Linked DNA regions of Homo sapiens: region 2 is linked to region 1. Evidence: read pairs that join two places in POLR2A ChIA-PET (ENCODE). Cell type or tissue: OCI-LY7. All regions are shown on one strand. Each heading gives the region's core, and the rest is flanking DNA. Links, peaks and the distances in the headings are about the cores only. Region 1 overlaps LPP (LIM domain containing preferred translocation partner in lipoma). Region 2 overlaps LPP (LIM domain containing preferred translocation partner in lipoma).

What was found. Peaks named below come from ENCODE experiments on the same cell type or tissue, not always from the same donor. Only the 100,000 strongest peaks of a DNase experiment are listed, where the experiment ranks them.
Region 2: POLR2A ChIA-PET joins it to region 1 with 13 read pairs; 4 of 35 experiments call an interaction of 5 or more read pairs at or near these places.

What each region holds. Positions count from the first base shown.
Region 1 is chr3:188,241,720-188,250,918 of GRCh38, forward strand. All of the region lies in intron 2 of LPP (LIM domain containing preferred translocation partner in lipoma), which reads left to right. Among named protein-coding and RNA genes, the nearest start is that of FLJ42393, 68 kb to the left of the region's middle. In OCI-LY7, for the core only: a CTCF peak has its summit at 1,907; DNase peaks (open chromatin) are centred at 912, 1,972 and 2,872; H3K4me3 peaks cover 3,561 bases; H3K27ac peaks cover 4,524 bases.
Region 2 is chr3:188,310,243-188,319,441 of GRCh38, forward strand. The region is part of intron 2 of LPP (LIM domain containing preferred translocation partner in lipoma); the gene reads left to right. Among named protein-coding and RNA genes, the nearest start is that of FLJ42393, 140 kb to the left of the region's middle. In OCI-LY7, for the core only: no CTCF peak of the experiment used is centred there; no DNase peak of the experiment used is centred there.

The sequences.
Region 1 (9,199 bases), core at 597-8,596:
AGAGAGTCGTTGACTTTGTTATAACTACTACTATATACGTAATTTCAGATGATAGAATTGAAAATTTAACTTGTTTTTCTAGAAAGAGTTTATTTTCCCTATAACTTCAAAGAGTAATGGTGGGGAGTAGGACATTCTGAAAATAAGAAGAAACATGTCAAATGAATTTCTGACTTCCAGCTAGGCATATGGAATAAAGGTCTTTATTCCAGTGACCTCTGCTCATTGGAAAACTTTGGGCTGGTAGATTTCATGATTCTGACGCTGTATGTCCTCTTGAGTTACAGTGAGTGATGAGGCCAAATCGCAGGGTGGATGATGTGCTTTTTTTGGGCTAATAGGTGTTAAGGAGGCATGCTGTCCTTTGGCGTTAAGACAGATCATTTCCTCAGTTGGGTAATGTTTAAGGAATCCACTAAATCCTTAAATATATGGCACACATAAGGAATGCAGAGCTTTTAGACACTCAGCCTTAACATGGGTTATTTTTTAGCATGGCTAATGGCTAAACTTGATTTCTACTGGGTTTGTTCAACCTATTTCTAACTTATAGGTAAAAGCCTGCTTTTTATCCTCTCCATCCTCATCACCTTTTTAGTTGTGTCTCTGCTTGATTCTTCTTGCATTCAGGTCTATATTGTATTATAAAAAGAAAGAGAGAGACAGAGAGAGAGAGAGAGAAGGAAAAGAAGAAGGAAAAAAAAACCACACACATTGAATGGGAAGGCAGGAGAGTAGAGCTCTGACCCCAGCTCTGTCATAGCCACCTGTGTGACTATTTGCAAGCATTTTCATCCATTCAACAAATACACACCAGGTACTGGAGATACAAAACTGTGAAAGACACGGTTCTTACCCTCACCACTTACAGTCAGGAGTAGAGAGTTAGGTACACAAATAGAATGTGAAATCACTTCTCCTTTCTGGGTCTTCATTTTACAAATGCAAGAGCCAGAACTGGGCCAGGTGATCATCAAGGTCCCTTCTGAGGCTAACATGCCATCATTCATGCAAAATTCATTAAACATCTGATAATCACTTACCTAAGTGAAAATTAGCAAACATTTCCCCTTTCTCCTTAGTTTGTAGGGGATGATATTGAAGACGAATGAGGCGATGTCTACAAAATGCTTTAATAAGCAAGTTGGAGAAAGAGATTATGTAAGTTTGAGGCATTATGATTAATGAAAAATGAAAACAAGGGCTGATGTTTTCAGAGAGAGAACAGATGGTTCCTTTGTTCAGAATTTGAGTATAAAAAAGAGAGGAAGAAAAGATACTTGCTATATTGTTTAGGCCCTGAATGTGAGTAACTTTAAAATGCCAAAACAATCTGGTTAGGAAAGTCCCATAGATTCAAAATAGCTCTTACAGTGATCAAACTATAATTAATATAACAAAAAAAAGACAGAAAAATACTAATAAGAAATGCCACAGTGACAGCTGACACAACCTGACAAAAACTCCTATTTTTACAACAACTCTAGAAACTTGATTTTTTCTGTTCTCAGGAGTTATACCACACTGTAAAACAAACTAGTGAGAACCGATTTAAAACTGTTTCTACCGTTCCCCCTACCCCTCAGGTTATTTTAGTTTCCCATGACTCATAAAGGAAATCTTCAGGATTCACAAGAAATTGGCAATTCTTTTCCATCTTTGCTGTTGAGTATTGATAGGAAAACAGCATAGTTTGGGGCAATTTAAGTAGAGAACAAACCTCCGGGGGCTTGGGGTGGTGTCTCAGAAGGCCGGATCTGGGAAGGGCCTTTGAAAAGCTTGCACGGAAAGCTGCGAAATAAATCGTTTCTTTTTCTCTTTCTTTACGTTCTAAAATCTCGTGATCTGTTTCTACAATACACAGGCTAATTGATGTTATCCTTTTGGCATGATTCTTGCTGTCCTGGGGTCTATCACTTGCAGGCTATGAGAATGAGGCCATAGACCACCACACTGGCAGCACTGAGCAAAAGGTGCTAGACCCTTCTGAGTTCAGGTGCTGTGTAACTGGTGCTGTGATTGGACAGGGTGACTAACCTCAGTCTCTCTGGGTGTAATTTCTTCACTGTGGAAAGAGGAGGCTAACTAGAAAGTTCACTCTGACACTAATCTGAGTTCAGGTCCACATCTTTTTTTTTAATTAATTATTTTATTTTTAAAATTTTTATTTTTTTGAGACAGAGTCTCGCTCTGTCGCGCAGGCTGGAGAGTAGAGGCACAATCTCTGCTCACCACAACCTCCACTTCCCGGGTTCAAGCGATTCTCCTGCCTCAGCCTCCTGAGTAGCTTACAGGTGCCCGTCACCACGCCCGGCTAATTTTTGTATTTTTAGTAGAGGTGGGGTTTCACCGTGTTGTGCAGGCTGGTCTCGAACTCCTGGCCTTAAGATATCTGCCTGCCTCGGCCTGCCAAAGTTCTGGGATTATAGAAGTGAGCCACTGCGCCCAGCGCACATACAATTGTAGGAAGGCTGAGAATGGCTTTTAATTTGGGAGCGTTTAAAAGCAAACATGCTTCCTCAAGACAACAGTAACAAAAAATTGACATCGTTGAGGTGGGAACTTCTTTAATGCTACCTGAGCCTCTTGCTGAAATGGTTCTATGCAGTTTTGCATAGCTAGGAGTGGTAAGCTCATTCACAGACATGGAAGAGGCAGAGTGGGCTTAGGGAGAGGCACCAGTCTAGTGGTCCAACTTGGGTTCTGGGTTCCAGTCCTGCTTCTGCTACTAACCCCATGAGACCTTGGAATGCCCATCTCTAAGGTTTCTTTCAGAGCTGAATCACTGTTTGGTCTGTGATTCATCAAAGCAATTAGAAGACTATGCCTCTCCTTCAAGACCAAGACTTTGGTCAGAATACTCCCTAGGGACTTTCTCACTGTGTGTGGCACTCTTCTCTATTAGACGCTTTATTCATTCTCCATTGTATTAGAGTCAAAAGTATGATTGTTTGTTGTAGAGGTGCCTTTTCCGTGTCATCTCTGATAATCTACCCCTCTCTCTCTGAGTAACCTAGGCTTTTAAAACACATCTCCTTTGGCTTAATCACACTGCCTGGTGTCTACTCAGCATTATGTGTTTGTTGTCTGCCCTGAACTGTGAACTCAGCCATGTCCTGCTCATTTCTGAAGCCTCAGCATGTACATCGGTATCTGGTTCATGGTAGATTTTCAATGAATCTGAGTGAATGAATGATGGATGAATGATTTTGTATCTCCTTACTAGGCATATGTTCCTTGAGGGCATGGACCGTGTCTAATGGGTGGCTACCTAGTGTCTCATTCTTGGTCCGTTGTTAGTGGTGATTTTTGTCCTCTTCTTTGCACTCATCATTCTAGGCTTGTATTAGGGTAAATTGTTAGCATAATTCTGCCTTGTTTCCCACCCTGCCCCCGCCTTTTTTTTCTTTTGAAACAGAGTCTTGCTCTGTCACCCAGGCTGGAGTGCAGTGACACAATCTTGGCTCACTGCAACCTCTGCCTCCCGGGTTCAAGCAATTCTCCTGCCTCAGCCTCCCAAGTAGCTGGGATTACAGGCACCCGCCACTACGCCTGACTAATTTTTGTATTTTTCATAGAGACAGGGTTTCATCATGTTGGTCATGCTGGTCTCGAACTTCTGACCTCGTGATCTGCCTGCCTCGGCCTCCCAAAGTGCTGGGATTACAGGCTTGTTTGCTTTTAAACAGTTTGTGGGCAGGGATGGTATTTTCTTATGATTCTATTCCTCACAGATCCTGGCCCAGAGCCATTAGCAGAGAAAATTCTCAGTAGATGTTTGCTGACCTAAACTTCATTCCACCACCTTTGCCTTCCTTTTGCCTTTTCACCTCCTCTTAGAAGGTACCTTATATGATAATGTCACCTATGCAATAAAGACCACAAAGTAAATTTAATAAAATAGAAGGCATGCTTCCCTCTTTTCTAACCCCACACTTTTTTTTTTTTAAGATCAAAATAACGTTGCATTTGTGTGTGCCCTGCTTTTATTTATTTATTTCTTTTGTAGACACGAGGTCTCACTATGTTGCCCAGGCTCTCTCCAACTACTGAGCTCGGTGATCCTCCCACCTCGGCCTTCCAAAGTGCTAAGATTATAGGTGTGAGACACCACACCCAGCCCAGCCCTGCTTTCACAAAAAACAAAATAATGATGAATATATTGTACTACCCTCACTGTTTTCATTTGTCTGTGAATGCTTTTTATTTTATCAGGAAAAGGAAAAATTTCTGTTTCTTGACTGTAATTGTTGAAATGTATTTTCAAAGTTTTTTACTTTATTTTTGGACTGATACCATAAAATCGTGTGAAATGATGTGAGGATTTTCTAATGGAGAAATGACTTAGAATATCCCTTGGATGTCCTATCTGCTTTTTAATTGTTTTATCATCCCAGACATGTTTCTCTATTCCTGTCTATTCTTTTATCTGTAAAATGAGGTTATTGAACTAGATGCTGTCTACAACTTTTTTTTTTTCTTTCATTAACATTAAATCTCTGGTACCTGAGAACATTGGGATCAGGCTGATATGTCTAGGTGTCTATTTCTTTGGTCTACCCTTCAAGTAGGAATGAAAACCCATAGAATTTCTGTAATTATCAGCCTCAATAACTTTCTAAAGCCTTTAGGAAGCAGATACCCTGCAATTTATCTCACTAATTTGTTTGTGATTAACACTCTCTGCCCCTTCTCATATCCCAAGCTCAGTGTTTTGATATTTAATTACAGGGAATTCTTTCCTCTTCATAGATGATATAGCAATTGTATTTCATTTCTCTTATCTGAAATCTCTGCTGACTTTCCATGTCTTATGAATTTAAATAGTCTAAATAGGGCATGAGATCTTAAATATTCCTTCCAGTTTCTACATTTTCTATTCAGCAACAACATTTTCCCTGGAAAAGGGTGAAAGCCTGTGAGTCCCCCACAGGGCAGGAGCACTGAATACACCCACATTTTCCTACCATCTGACATAGATGAGACACAAAGTAGGGACTCAGATGATTATTTAACTGAATCAACTGGATTCCTTAATTCTCACAATATTATCCTTCCTAATTTGTAAATAGGGAAATGGAGGCTTAGTCACACAAAATATCTTGTTCGAAGTTACTAATCAATTAAGTAACTTAATAATTTATTGACATCTGAGGCATTTCTCTCTTTCTACAGCCTCAGACCAGAAATGATGGGATTTCAGCCTTCTTTTCTTAGAGATTGGTGAGCCAAGACCTGGAGAGAGAACTCTGGTTGTCTTAAGTCACCCAGATGAACTATTAATAGAAAAAGAATTCTACTCAGTCAGTACTTAAAAGCTTGACATGTTTGTGTGGAGACCTGTGTGTGACTGAGTTCAGATCACTCTAATTTCCTGGGCCTCACTTGACCCATCTGTGAAATGGGGTAATGAGCTCTTTTCGGCATGAAGGCAAGGAACTGTCCAGAAGACCTCTGGAGAATTCTTCTTACCCTGAGATCAAGGGTTCTGTGAGTAGTACAACTCACACCCAAAGTCTTAGTTGCAGGGCACTTTAGTGGGAAAAAAAAAAAAACGCTGAGGCTATTTTTAGAGCCTTCATCTGGTTATAGACTAGTTGGTAGGAGAGCAATACCTTTGAAAAGTTAAGAAATAGTTTTATACACTGTGTTAAGGATGTTGTCAAAACTAATACTTGTGTATGCAAAGACTTTAACATTTATTAATAATTTTTTCTATAGATTGGTGAAATTGGTTTGTAATTTTTGTCATTTCACTTTTGTGGAAATTGAGCAAAAGTGAGAGATAAAATGATGTGATCAGGCTGGGTGCGTTGGCTCATGCCTGTAATCCCAGCATTTTGGGAGGCCAAGGTGGGCGCCTGAGGTCTGGAGTTCAAGACCAGCCTGGTCAACATGGTGAAACCCTGTTTCTACTAAAAATACAAAAATTAGCTGGGCATGGTGGCACATGCCTGTAATCCTAGCTACTTGGGAGGCTGAAGCAGGAGAATCGCTTGAACTTGGGAGGTGGAGGTTGCAGTGAGACGAGATTGCGCCATTGCACTCCAGGCTGGGCGACAGAGTGAGACTCCATCTCAGAAAAAAAAAAAAAAAAAGATGTGATCAATATCAATCTAAGGACACTGTAAAGCAGCAGAGGATTGACGATTTTCCTAAGACTTAGTGGATGTAGAAGAGTTTAAAATATTCTAGCCTAGTGGTTTGCAAACTTGGCCACATATTAAAATCTTCAGAGGAACTTTATGCTACAATGCTCATCTCAGTCACAGTGTCTGTGGGTGAGACCCAAGCTCAGTTACATTTTAAAGCTCCCGAGAGTTTAGAACTATTGATCTAGTCTTGATTTCGTATCAATTTCTCTGATGGTATCTTGCTTGACATCTTACTTACTGGGCTGCATTTTTGTGCTGTGTCTCCCTGACACCCAAGTGAAAACTGCTGGATGAACCGAAAATTCACCCAAACAACGTGAATGTAATGGAAACTCTTGAAAAGGCTTACAAGCCTTGAAGTAAATGTTGGGCGAAGGGAGCGAAAGGGTTAGCGTTTTTTTGCATTGGGACCTGCCTTCTTTTTATGCTTCTAGGAACGTTTAAAAATGAGAGCAAGGAATATATTTCATTGCTTTAATTGTTCAAGGTCTTTTAAAAGCGTGTGCAATAAAATGCCTTTTAAGATAACTGACCTTTGTATTTTAATGCTTTTTGGAAGGGAACAATACCTAGTGTTCAGCTGCAGTATAACTTTATATATATATATATATATATATATATATACAGTCAGCAGAGCTTGTTTTGGAATCAGAGGGCTGAGGGTTTTGCTGCCTTCCCAGATATTTTACCTGTTTCTGTTTCAACATCAAGTTCCATTCAGTTGATGTTTCTTGACCTCATAATGTCTAACCTTTATATCTTTGTTTTTTCCCTTTCCAAACTTATCCAAGAAGGAGACTTCAAGGCCTGATTCATTAATTTTTCCTTCTGCTGGGAACTCAGGTGTGTGGTGGAAGGCAGCACATGTGACCTAATCTATATTTTGACAAAGAAGAAAGCTCCCTGCCCTCCCTTGCACCAGTTCGTTTGGTAATTTTTAATCCCAAAAGCCACTGCTAATACGTTTTTAAAAATTGATGCTAGCTATTACGTTGTTAGATAAAGCTCATCTTCCAACTCTAAACTTGCTCTTTCTAAAAGTGAAATAACACTCAGGTTGCAAACATAGTGAACTGGAATTTCAGAGGCTTGAACTGACCTACAAAACTTGTAACTGTAGCTCTAGTTATACATCCACTGTGGTCTTGGACATGTGAGGTGTTTGTCTACCCTCAGGAGTTTTAGAAGAAGAAATTTTATGGAATTGCTTTCCATATTAAGAAATTAAAATAGCCAGGTGCTATTTTAATTTTACAGATTCACAACTGTAATCCCAGCACTTGGGAGGCCGAGCAGGGAGGATAGCTTGAGTCCAGGAGTTTGAGTGGAGTGGTCAACACAGCCGAGACCCCACATCTACAAAAAATTTAAACATTAGCTGGCATGGTGACTCATGCCTATAGTCTCAGCTACTCAGGAGGCTGAGGTGGGAGGATCGATTGGGCCTGGGACATCAAGGCTGCCGTGAGCTGAGATTCTGCCACTGGGTGACTGGGCCTGGGACGTCAAGGCTGCCGTGAGCTGAGATTGTGCCACTGGGCGACAGAGCAAGAGTGTCTCGAAGGAAGGAAGGAAGGAAAGGAAGGAGGGAGAGAAAGAAAGAAAAAAGGAAAGAAAATATACAAAAATCTTTGTGTAGCTCTGAAATAAATATATATATATGTATGCAGTGTATATATTATATGAAATAAAATTGCTTGTGCTTAATTTATTTTAAAATCATGTTTGAAAATAGAGCTAATTCTCAGTTACTACATTTTCCCCTCTCCTCTTTCTGATGGTTTTTTTCTTAACTTTTTATTGTAAATGATTTTAAACTTATTTAAAAAGTTGCAAAATAAGCATAGTCCAATATAGCCATATACTTTTACTCAGATTCGTCTATTGTTAACATTTTATCCCATTGGATTTATCATCCTCCCCCTTCCTCCCTCCCTTCCTCTCTTTCTCTGTCTACACACACACACACACACACACACACACACACACACACACAGTCTCCCCCACCCCATATATATATATATATATTTTTTTTTTTTCCAGAAGTATTTCAGAGTAGGTCACTTATATCATTGCCTCTACCCCTAAGTACAGTGTGTATTTCTTAATAATAAAAAAAATAAAGATAGTCTCATCATATTCACAGTATGGTAATCAGCTTCTGTACATTTGACACTGATTCAATACTTCAGTCTACTGTCTGTACTTCTCCTTTGTCAGGTGGCTCAGTTCTGTCCTTGAAGAAAACTGCTTTTTCCCATTCAGTGTACAGTCCAGCCTAAGGTCAGGTAGTGCATTTAGTTGTCAAGTCTCTTTAGTCTCCTTTGATTTGGAACATTTCCACAGCCTTTCTTTATCTTTTATGGCATTGACACTTTTGTTCTCCCCCTTTACAATTATAGTATTCCTCATTTTGTATTAGTCACTGGTTTCTTCATGTTTTGATTCAATTATGCATTCCCTGAAGGAATATTACAAAGATAATGTGTCCCTCTCAGGGATCACATCTGGAGTCTTATGTGTCCATCTCTCCGTCATTGGGGATGTTAATTTTGAGCAACTGATCAAGGCATTGTCCAGTTTCTCCACAGTATAGGTATTCTTTCCTTTGCAATTATTAAGCTATCCATGGGGAGACACTTTATTCTTGCTCCTTATCAAAATATTACCCTACATTTTTTCCTAAACCAGCATTTACTATGATTGGTGCAAAATTAGGATTCCATGTTACTACTCTCTTCACATTCATCATTCAGCATCCTGCGTTCTACTGTATGCGGGAGCCCCTTCCTTCTCCTCCCTCCCTCCCGCTCTCTCTCTCTCTTTTCCTCTTTCTTTTCTTTCTTTCTCTCTTTCTTTCTTTCTTTCTTTCTTTCTTTCTTTCTTTCTTTCTTTCTTTCTTTCTTTCTTTCTGTCTTTCTCTTTCTTTCTTTCTCTTTCTTTCTTTCTTTTTCTTTCTTTCTTTTCTTTTTCTCTTTCTCTCTTTCTTTTCTTTTTCTTTCACTCTCTCTCTCTTTCTTTCTTCTGTTTCCCCTCCCTTCCTT
Region 2 (9,199 bases), core at 877-8,876, 69 kb after region 1:
GAAGACTGACGAAGTTGGCCTTTTGGGATATTACAAGAAAGATAACTTTGTCTTCTAATGTCTGCAGTGATATGAGGCAGGTGACTGTGTGTATTCTGTGGTGATCCATGTTCACAAGGAGAGACAGGCCAAGGATGCCCGGTTGATGAGTGCGCTATAGGTGCTTGGGAGTGAGAAGGCAAGAAAGCAAAGTGAACTTAAAAAATAGCTAGCCAGTGGAATTGAGGGAGAAATGCTCATTCTTTGCTGACACATGAAATAATTGTTGAGGGAGAGTTGCTCAATCTTTGCCTACACATTGAAATAATTGTGTTGAAGAGTCTATGAAAAGGGGGTCAATAGATTTGAGTTTTCATCACTTTGGCCACCACCTAATTATAGATGGCCTCCACTGTGAAATATGTGAGTTGAAATAGATTTTTTTAAAATTCATTTTCTGGACTGGCATTTAGAATTTGAGTTTATTCAATCCTTGCTTCTTGGGCAGTTAGGGTGTCAATGGCAATAGGAAGGGTAGCTGAGGCCAGAGTGGTGGGGGTAGATGTTGGGTGGAATGTGTGTGGTTGAGCAGAGCATTATTATTATTGCTATTATTATTTTTTAAAAGAATCCTTATAGTAAAGAGAGCCAACATTGATTGAATATATGTTCCTTGCCAGAACTTGGGCTAAGTGCTTTATTATAAGTTATCTTATTTAATTTTCACAGAGACCTGTTGAAGTGTAAGTTTTAGCTTTCTGTTTCACAGCTGTGGAAACTGAGGTGCTGAAAGGATGAAGAACTTCCAAAAAGTCGAAGATATTAAGCAGCTGTATTAGTCTTCAGATCCTGATATCTTTCTCATAGTTATTCTGATATGCCGTATTAAGTTGCAGAATTGAGGCCGGGTGCAGTGGCCCCAATTTTTTTTTTTTAGTTATTCTTATTTTCTAATTATTTTATATGCTCTCTCTCTCTCTCTCTGTCTACTGTCAAATCCCGGCACTATGGGAGTCTGCAGTGGGAGGATCTCTTGATGCCAGGAGTTTGAGACCAGACTGGGCAACATAGTGAGACCCCATTTCTACAAAAAAATGAAATAAAACAATTAGTTGGTCATGATGGTGTACACCTGTAGTCCTAGCTACTCAGGAGGCTGAGGCAGGAACATTGCTTGAGAGTTCAAGGCTGCAGTGAGCTATGATTGTGCTGCTATACTCCAGCTTGGATAATGGAGCGAGACCCTATCTCTAAACTAAACTAAACTAAACTAAACTAAACTAAACTAAACTAAACTAAACTAAACTAAAAGTAAGATAAAATAAACTTACGGAGTTGGAACATTGCAGGCTATCTATCTGGCTTCCCTGCCCTGAATTCATCGTTCTCTTTGATGTGCTATTGTCCAACATTTCTTTTTTTTTTCTGTTTTTTTTCTGTTTTCTGTCTTGCTGTCACCCAGGCTTGAGTGCAGTGGCCTGATGTTGGCTCACTGCAACCTCCATGTCCCGAATTCAAGCGATTCTCCTGCCTCAGCCTTCTGAGTAGCTGGGATTACAGGCACCCGCTGCTATGCCCGGCTAATTTTTGTATTTTTAGTAGAGACAGAGTTTCACCATATTGGCCAGGCTGGTCTCGAACTCCTGAGCTCAGATGATTCTCCTGCCTCGACTTCCCAAAGTGCTGGGATTACAGGTGTGAGCCACCGCACCAGGCCTTTCCAACATTTCTTTAAAGAAACTAAAAATTAATTTGAATAAGTAACACAAAAATATAGTTTAAACTATAGTATAAAATTCAAAACTATGCAATGACAAGTACATCTTTATTTTATCTCTTTACTTCTCCCACCCAGAGGAAAGTATAAGTTCTTTATATATCCTTTTAGAAATAAACTGGGTATAAATAAGCATGTGTATACACACACACACAGAAACACACACACAAACACACACAGATATGTATTTATATTCCAGTGTATATAAATACATTTATATACATGCCATTTATATACACATTTGCATTTCTGTTATTAGCGACTCTAAACACCATTTGAAATGAGCCGTACCCATTTGTAATTCCGTTTTCTGAACTGTCCTTCACTTCCTTTTCCATTGGATTGCTGAATTTTTGCTTATTGATTTATTACAGTTAAGAAAATTAACTTGTAGTCTGTGACAGGAATTGTAATGCTTTACCATTTTGCATTTCTTTTTTAACTTGCAGATTAAAATAAAAAGTTTTATATAGTTAATCCTTTTTTGATTTTATGTTTCTTTGATTTTGTGTGATGCCTAGAAATGCCTTCCCCACTTTGTGATATTTAAAAAGAAATTTCCAATTTTTCTTCTAGTTATTTCTTCTGCTCTTTCTCAAATCTTTGAACCATTGAAATTTTATTTTGGTAAAAAATGTGAGGTTAGGATTTATTTTGATATTTTTCTGGATCTGCATTTCTAAACACTGTTTATTGAGGAGTCCATCTCTTTCACACTGATTTGAAAAGCTACCTTTATTGTATATTAAATTTCTTAATACTTAAGTATTTAATACTTAAGAACACCGTGGAATACTATGCAGCCATAATAAAGGATGAGTTCATGTCCTTTGTAGGGACATGGATGAACCTGGAAACCATCATTCTCAGCAAACTATCGCAAGGACAGAAAACCAAAGACCGCATGTTCTTACTCACAGGTGGGAATTGAACAATGAGAATGCTTGGACACAGGAAAGGGAACATCACACACTGGGGCCTGTCATGGGGTTGGGGGACGGGGGAGGGATAGCATTAGGAGATATACCTAATGTAAATGACGAGTTAATGGGTGCAGCAAACCAACATGGCACATGTATACATATGTAACAAATCTGCACGTTGTGCACATGTACCCCAGAACTTAAAATATTAAAAAAAAGAAAAAAAAAAGAATTTGCATCTATTTTTAGACTTTCTGTTCTATTCATCTGTCACTTCATGTGTCATTATTATGCTTTCAATTATTGTAGCTTTATAATATGTTTTATTATCTGACAAAGATTCCCCATTCCTATTAGTTTCTCTTTTTCAGAAAATTTCTGGCTTTTAATGCCTGTTTATTTTTCATTGACCTTTATAATGAACCTATCTAGTTCTGGCTGGGCGTGGTGGCTCACGCCTGTAATCCCAGCACTTCGGGTGGCTGAGGTGGGCAGATCACTTGAGGTCAGAAGTTCAAGACCAGCCTGGCCAACATGGTGAAACCCTATCTACTAAGAATACAAAAATTAGCCAAGTGTGGTGGCGGGCACCTGTAGTCCCAGCTACTCGGGAGGCTGAGGCAGGAGAATCGCTTGAACTGGGAGGTGGAGGTTGCAGTGAGCCAAGATCCCGCCACTGCACTCCAGCCTGGGTGACAGAGTGAGACTCCGTCTCAAAAAAAAAAAAAAATAAAATAAAATAATGTAAAAAAGTTCTGTTGATATACTTATGAGGTTTGCTGGGTTTATTTGTTAGCATTACATGCTATACATTGTAAAAATGTTGATTCTTTTTCTTGGAATACTAATGCCTTTCCATTTGTTGAAACCTTCTTTGATGTTCCCAGGAGCACTGAGATTTTTCTTCATGTAGACCGTGCCTGTTTCTAATAAGTTAATTTTGTAGATATTTTCTACTTGCTCTAGTTAATGTAATTATTTTCTATTTCATTTAATTATATGTGTGTGTGCCTCTGTGTTTGGGGTCTGGATTTCAGTACATTGATTTTCTGCTCAGCCACTTTACTGAATTGTCTCATTATTTGAATAATTTTAGATAAATTTTTTTTGAGTTTCTAGTTAAGTAAGTATATTATCTGCCAATAATTTATCCTTTCTTTCCAATTTTTACAACACTTATAGCTTTCTTCTAACTGTACTAATACCTCTAGAATAGTAAATATTAAATAACTGTGGTTGAGTAAATGTCCTTCTTTTGTGTCTGAGTTTAATGGGAATGCTCATAATGTTCCCTGTTACTAGTGACATTGGCTTTCGATTTGAGAAATGTATTGTGTTGAAAAGTATCCACACTTATTTTGATAGTGTTGTTATTGTTGTTGTTTTAATTGAGACTGGTTGTTAAAAGGTTATCTAGCTTTTTTTTTTAAAGAAACTTTGAAAGTAATCATATATTCTAAAAAAATTTTATGTTTTTCTCTTTTGTCCTGTAAATTTGCTGTAATATATGAATAAAATTTTCAAACATGAAATCTTGTTAGTATTCTTGCTAAAATAATTATCAACTTGTTCATTGTTTCTGTATTATATATTTTTAGTGTTGCTAGATCCTAGAGATCATTAATATATTAATGATCTGTGCTTCAATTTTCATAAGTGAGATTATTTGAAAATTCTGTGTGTGTGTGTGTGTGATCGAGACCATCCTGACCAAAATAGTGAAATCTCGTCTCTAATGAAAATACAAAAATTAGCTGGGCATGGTGTCATGCGCCTGTAATCCCAGCTACTCGGGAGGCTGAGGCAGGAGGATCGCTTGAACCCGGGAGGCAGAGTTTGCAGTGAGTGAGATTGCGCCCCTGACTCCAGCCTGGCGACAGAGAGAGACTCCATCTCAAAATAAACAAACAAACAAACAAGGAAGCTTTTCTTTTTTCTTTATTTTGAAATAGTTTGATAACATTTACATGGGTTATTTCTTTAAAATATGGTAGAATTCCCTTGTGAAAATACCTTCACTTATTGCCTTTTTTGGAGTGAAGAACGGAGTGAAGAAAGTTATTTCTTTAAAATATGGTAGAATTCCCTTGTGAAAATACCTTCACTTATTGCCTTTTTTGGAGTGAAGAATGTGTTTGCTCTTTAAAATTTTTTACATTTTTTTTCTGTAGTAATTGGACTAATTAGCTTTTATATCTATTCTGTGATTACCTTTGTTAAATTATAGTTTTTTTAGGGAAGTCACCTATTTCAAATTCATTTGCATGGTGTAAAATAATTTCTCATGATTGTTTTCATTTCCTCTGTATTTATGGTTATATTTCACATTATTATTTAAAGTTTTATGGATTTCTGCTATGTGTATCCATCTTTCTGGCTAAAGCATCAGAGTTTAATTTATTATTTATTTAAAAAATAGCTTTTGCATTTATGTGTTGGCTCTACCACTTTGTAATTCTTTATTTTCTCTTTAAAATCTTCAATAATACCTTCTACTTTTTCTAGGTTTATTTTGTTGTTTTTCTCATTGTTTGAACTTGGCTCTTAATTTCCATATTTTTATTTCTGCTTTTTTATTCATATAAATAAGATATAAATTTTCCTGTAAGAGATGCTTATTTGTATGCCTTAAGTTTTGCTAAATAGTGTTTTTAATCTTATTTTTTAGTTATTTGACTATGCACAGGTTCTTAAAATCCCAGACCCATTAGAATGTAAGCTTTGTAGGGACAGGAACCTTGTCTGTTTATTTATTTTGGGTCTACCGTTGTGCCTGTCATATATTTCTTAAGCACTTGCTAATGTGCTTAAGAAATGCTTTTGTGTGAATAAATAAATCTCCAGGGAATTATGGAATTTGTGGCTGATTCAGTCCTGTAACTCTAGTTCGTTTCTGCCTCATTTGGATATTCTCTCTAGGTATCTACTAATGTGTAGGAATAAGAACATATTAGACATGCTTCAAATTACCTTTTTAGGTCATGATATTAATAGATTTATTTTAAAAGTCTACATAGTTTTTCTCAAATCAAGTATACCTGGGTAAAAATGTCTTTCTAAAGATTAGCCTGTCTGGGCGCGGTGGCTTACGCCTATAATCCCAGCACTTTGGGAGGCCGAGGCAGGCAGATCACCTGAGGTCAGGAGTTTAAGACCAGCTTGGCCAACATGGTGAAACCTGATCTCTACTAAAAAAATACAAAAAAACCAGCCAGGCATGGTGGCAGGCACCTGTAATCCCAGCTACTCCGGAGGCTGAGGTAGGAGAACCATTTGAACTCAGGAGGCGGAGGTTGCAGTGAGCCAGGATCGTGCCATTGCACTCCAGCCTGGACGAAAAGAGTGAAACTCTGTCTCAAAAAAACAAAACAAAACAAAAAAAAGATTAGCCCAATCTATTTCTAGCTACTTGGGAGGTTGAGGCAGGAGGATCACTTGAGCCTAGAAGTTTGAGGTTACAGTGTGCTATGATCATGCTACTTCACTCCAGCCTGGGTGACTGACCAAGACCCTACTGGAAGAAAAAAAAAATAAGAATTGCTCAAGAAAAAATACAGTTGAGTAGAATTAGAATGCTAGCAGTGTTGCAATAGCAGAGATCACATGATGCCCATGATGTTTGTGACCTTGGACACTTTAGGCTAAATTTTGCACAGAAGCCCAAGTCCAGGATAGAAATGATAACGATGAACCTGCTGTAGTGCAGGGAAAGATGCAGAGCTGGGGGGAAGCCCAAACCCCTACTGATGGCCACTTTTTCTTCTGACCTCTTCCTATGTCTCATTTAAAAACCAGTAGCTTTACTTCGAAAACTCAATTTTCAGATGAGAATCAAAACAAAAATGCAAAGAAGGCAAATGATTCATAAAAGTTGCTGAGTGAATTAGAACTATAATGTGGGACAAACACTCCGCCTTTCTGTCTCTGCAGCTAGTGGTATTTCCAGGTTCCCAGGGAACCTCCTGTCCCTTGCTCCACTGTGCATTTTTAGATGGACCTGATATTTGGTTACCTCCCTTGTCAGGCCCAACAATCCTTGCTAAGGCACAGACTTGTGTATTTGCTGATCCCTGAGGGGAAAGCTGTGATTCAGGCTCTGAAGTCTAAGAATTGCAGACTTAGTTTCTTGTCTCCCGATGAAACTGCTAATCTGGGTGCCAATGGTGTTTCTGCTACATGGACACCTGCCCACACAGCATGATTAGAAATTATAATGATGACGACGATGAGTCTTCCAGGACACCCACGTTCTTTGCAAGATATTTCTGCTAATCGTTTCTACCAGAATCAGTTGGAAAACTTTTTTTTTTAAGTTTTTTTTTTTTCTCTGTATCTAAGTCAACCAAAAATGCTGGTCTAATTCAGGTATAGATTAAAGGTTTGTCCTCACCATTAATGGTGTGTTATTATTCATGCAGGGCATCCTAGAACCTTGGGCACATAGTGTAATGGAAAGCACGCTGGGCCAGGGAGATGTGGATTCAGGCTTGAGCAGTGCCAAAAATTTTCGTTATGGCCTTGGTAAAGGTGATTTCCCATCTCTGTGACTTTGTGTCTCCTTCTGTTAAATGGGCATTCAAATCTTTTGTACCTAACTTATTAGGGCCCTGATAATCAAATTAGCCAATAAGTAAGAAAATGTTTTCTTAACCACACTGTAAATTAAGAGGATTCATATTGAAATCACTTTTCCATTATTGCTGTCTTAGCCTGCTAAAGTTATATTTAGTGTAGTGCAACTAAGCAGGGTTGTGAGAGCTGGGAAGGTAGACTGTTGTATTGGGCAGGGTCAGGGCAGATAAAGGACCAAAATAATGCCTGAAATGCTGTATTAACCTGCTCTACCTTGAACTGCTGTCTTGAATTGGGGGGAAAAATGAAGCTCTGAGGGGATGGTGCACAGGGAGAAAAGAGAGAATCTCAGGAATTGAAAGTCTCAATGGAGAAGAGGTGGGAGAAGAATAGGAGGCTAGAGTGAGGGCATGTGATCGTGGAGTACCGATCTGGAGACAAGAGAAGAAAGTAGAAAAATGCCAGCACTGTCTTTGGACCCTGTGTATCTGGAGTGTGGGAGGACAGGCAGACACAAATAGAGAGGCTCTAGGGAAAACAGCATTCTCATAGAAGATCCTTCTCCACAAAAAGCCCTCCAAATGTCCTCCAGGAGGGTAGAAGCTGGTTTTAAAGCTCCTCAGGGTCAGGAAGATCCTTCTCTTATTTTTCTTTGCATCGTGCAGTTTAATTTAGCACAGTACTTTGCTCACAGCACTTAAAAAATTATTCTGGGCCTTGCTTTTTAATTTTAGGCCCAAATACCTGAAAAAATGTTCAGGAGGAATTCTGATAAGAAAGAGCTAACTTAGGCAATTCCATTTCTTTTTTTGGTTCACTGTTTCCTCATCTGAAAAGTGTTGGGCTCCATGACGTGGTTTCTATGACACTCAGTACCTTTGTTGAAGAGAAAACATTTTTCTAAAACTAGGATTTCCAAAAAAACAAAAAAAAAAAAGAAAAACAAAACTCATGAATATGTGGATATTTTTGTGATAGTGATGAAGGTTTGGGAATGGAGTAGAATGTTTCCTAAAGTCCTTTTCTTTTAGCAGAAGACTTGAGTTTGTAAACTCGGCTCATATAATTTCAGCTTGCCTGTCTACCTTCCTTCCATCTACCTACCTACCTACTTACATAAGTACCTACTTATATATGGAGAACACGGTGGAATTTAATTTTTCTTATTCTTTTCGACTTTGGTTGGCTTGGTGAATCAAGTAAACTGTGTTGAAGAAAAACTAACTTTTGAGGGAAAAAATTGAAAAAAAATTATGATTCTTTTTTTTTTTTTTTTTTTTTTTGAGACGGAGTCTCGCTCTGTCGCCCAGGCTGGAGTGCAGTGGCGCGATCTCGGCTCACTGCAAGCTCCGCCTCCCGGGTTCACGCCATTCTCCTGCCTCAGCCTCCCAAGTAGCTGGGACTACAGGCGCGCGCCACTACGCCCGGCTAATTTTTTGTATTTTTAGTAGAGACGGGGTTTCACCGTTTTAGCCGGGATGGTCTCGATCTCCTGACCTCGTGATCCGCCCGCCTCGGCCTCCCAAAGTGCTGGGATTACAGGCGTGAGCCACCGCGCCCGGCCAAAAATTATGATTCTTTGAAAAGGATTTTTCTCAGGTTAGTTTATATAGTTTCACAGATGCTTGAGATAAGGATTAGAAAGTTCAGACACTGAATCTCCACAGACCCCTGTGAATGTGTTGGCTAAGCACCTTGTCTTCTCAGGAACACACACTGGAACAGACTTTCTTTCAGTAAAACAGGGCCAGAATAGTCTTTGAAACATCCAACGGTGGTTTGGGAAGAGGATTCTCTATATAATGCCTGTCCAAATACAGAATAAAAATTTTCAACAATTAGCAAAAATGTGGATTTTTCAGTTACCAATTCCTTATTTGGCACAGTTGGTCTTTCTCATCTTATTCATTCATTCATTTATTTCATTTTATTTATTTACTTTTAAAAT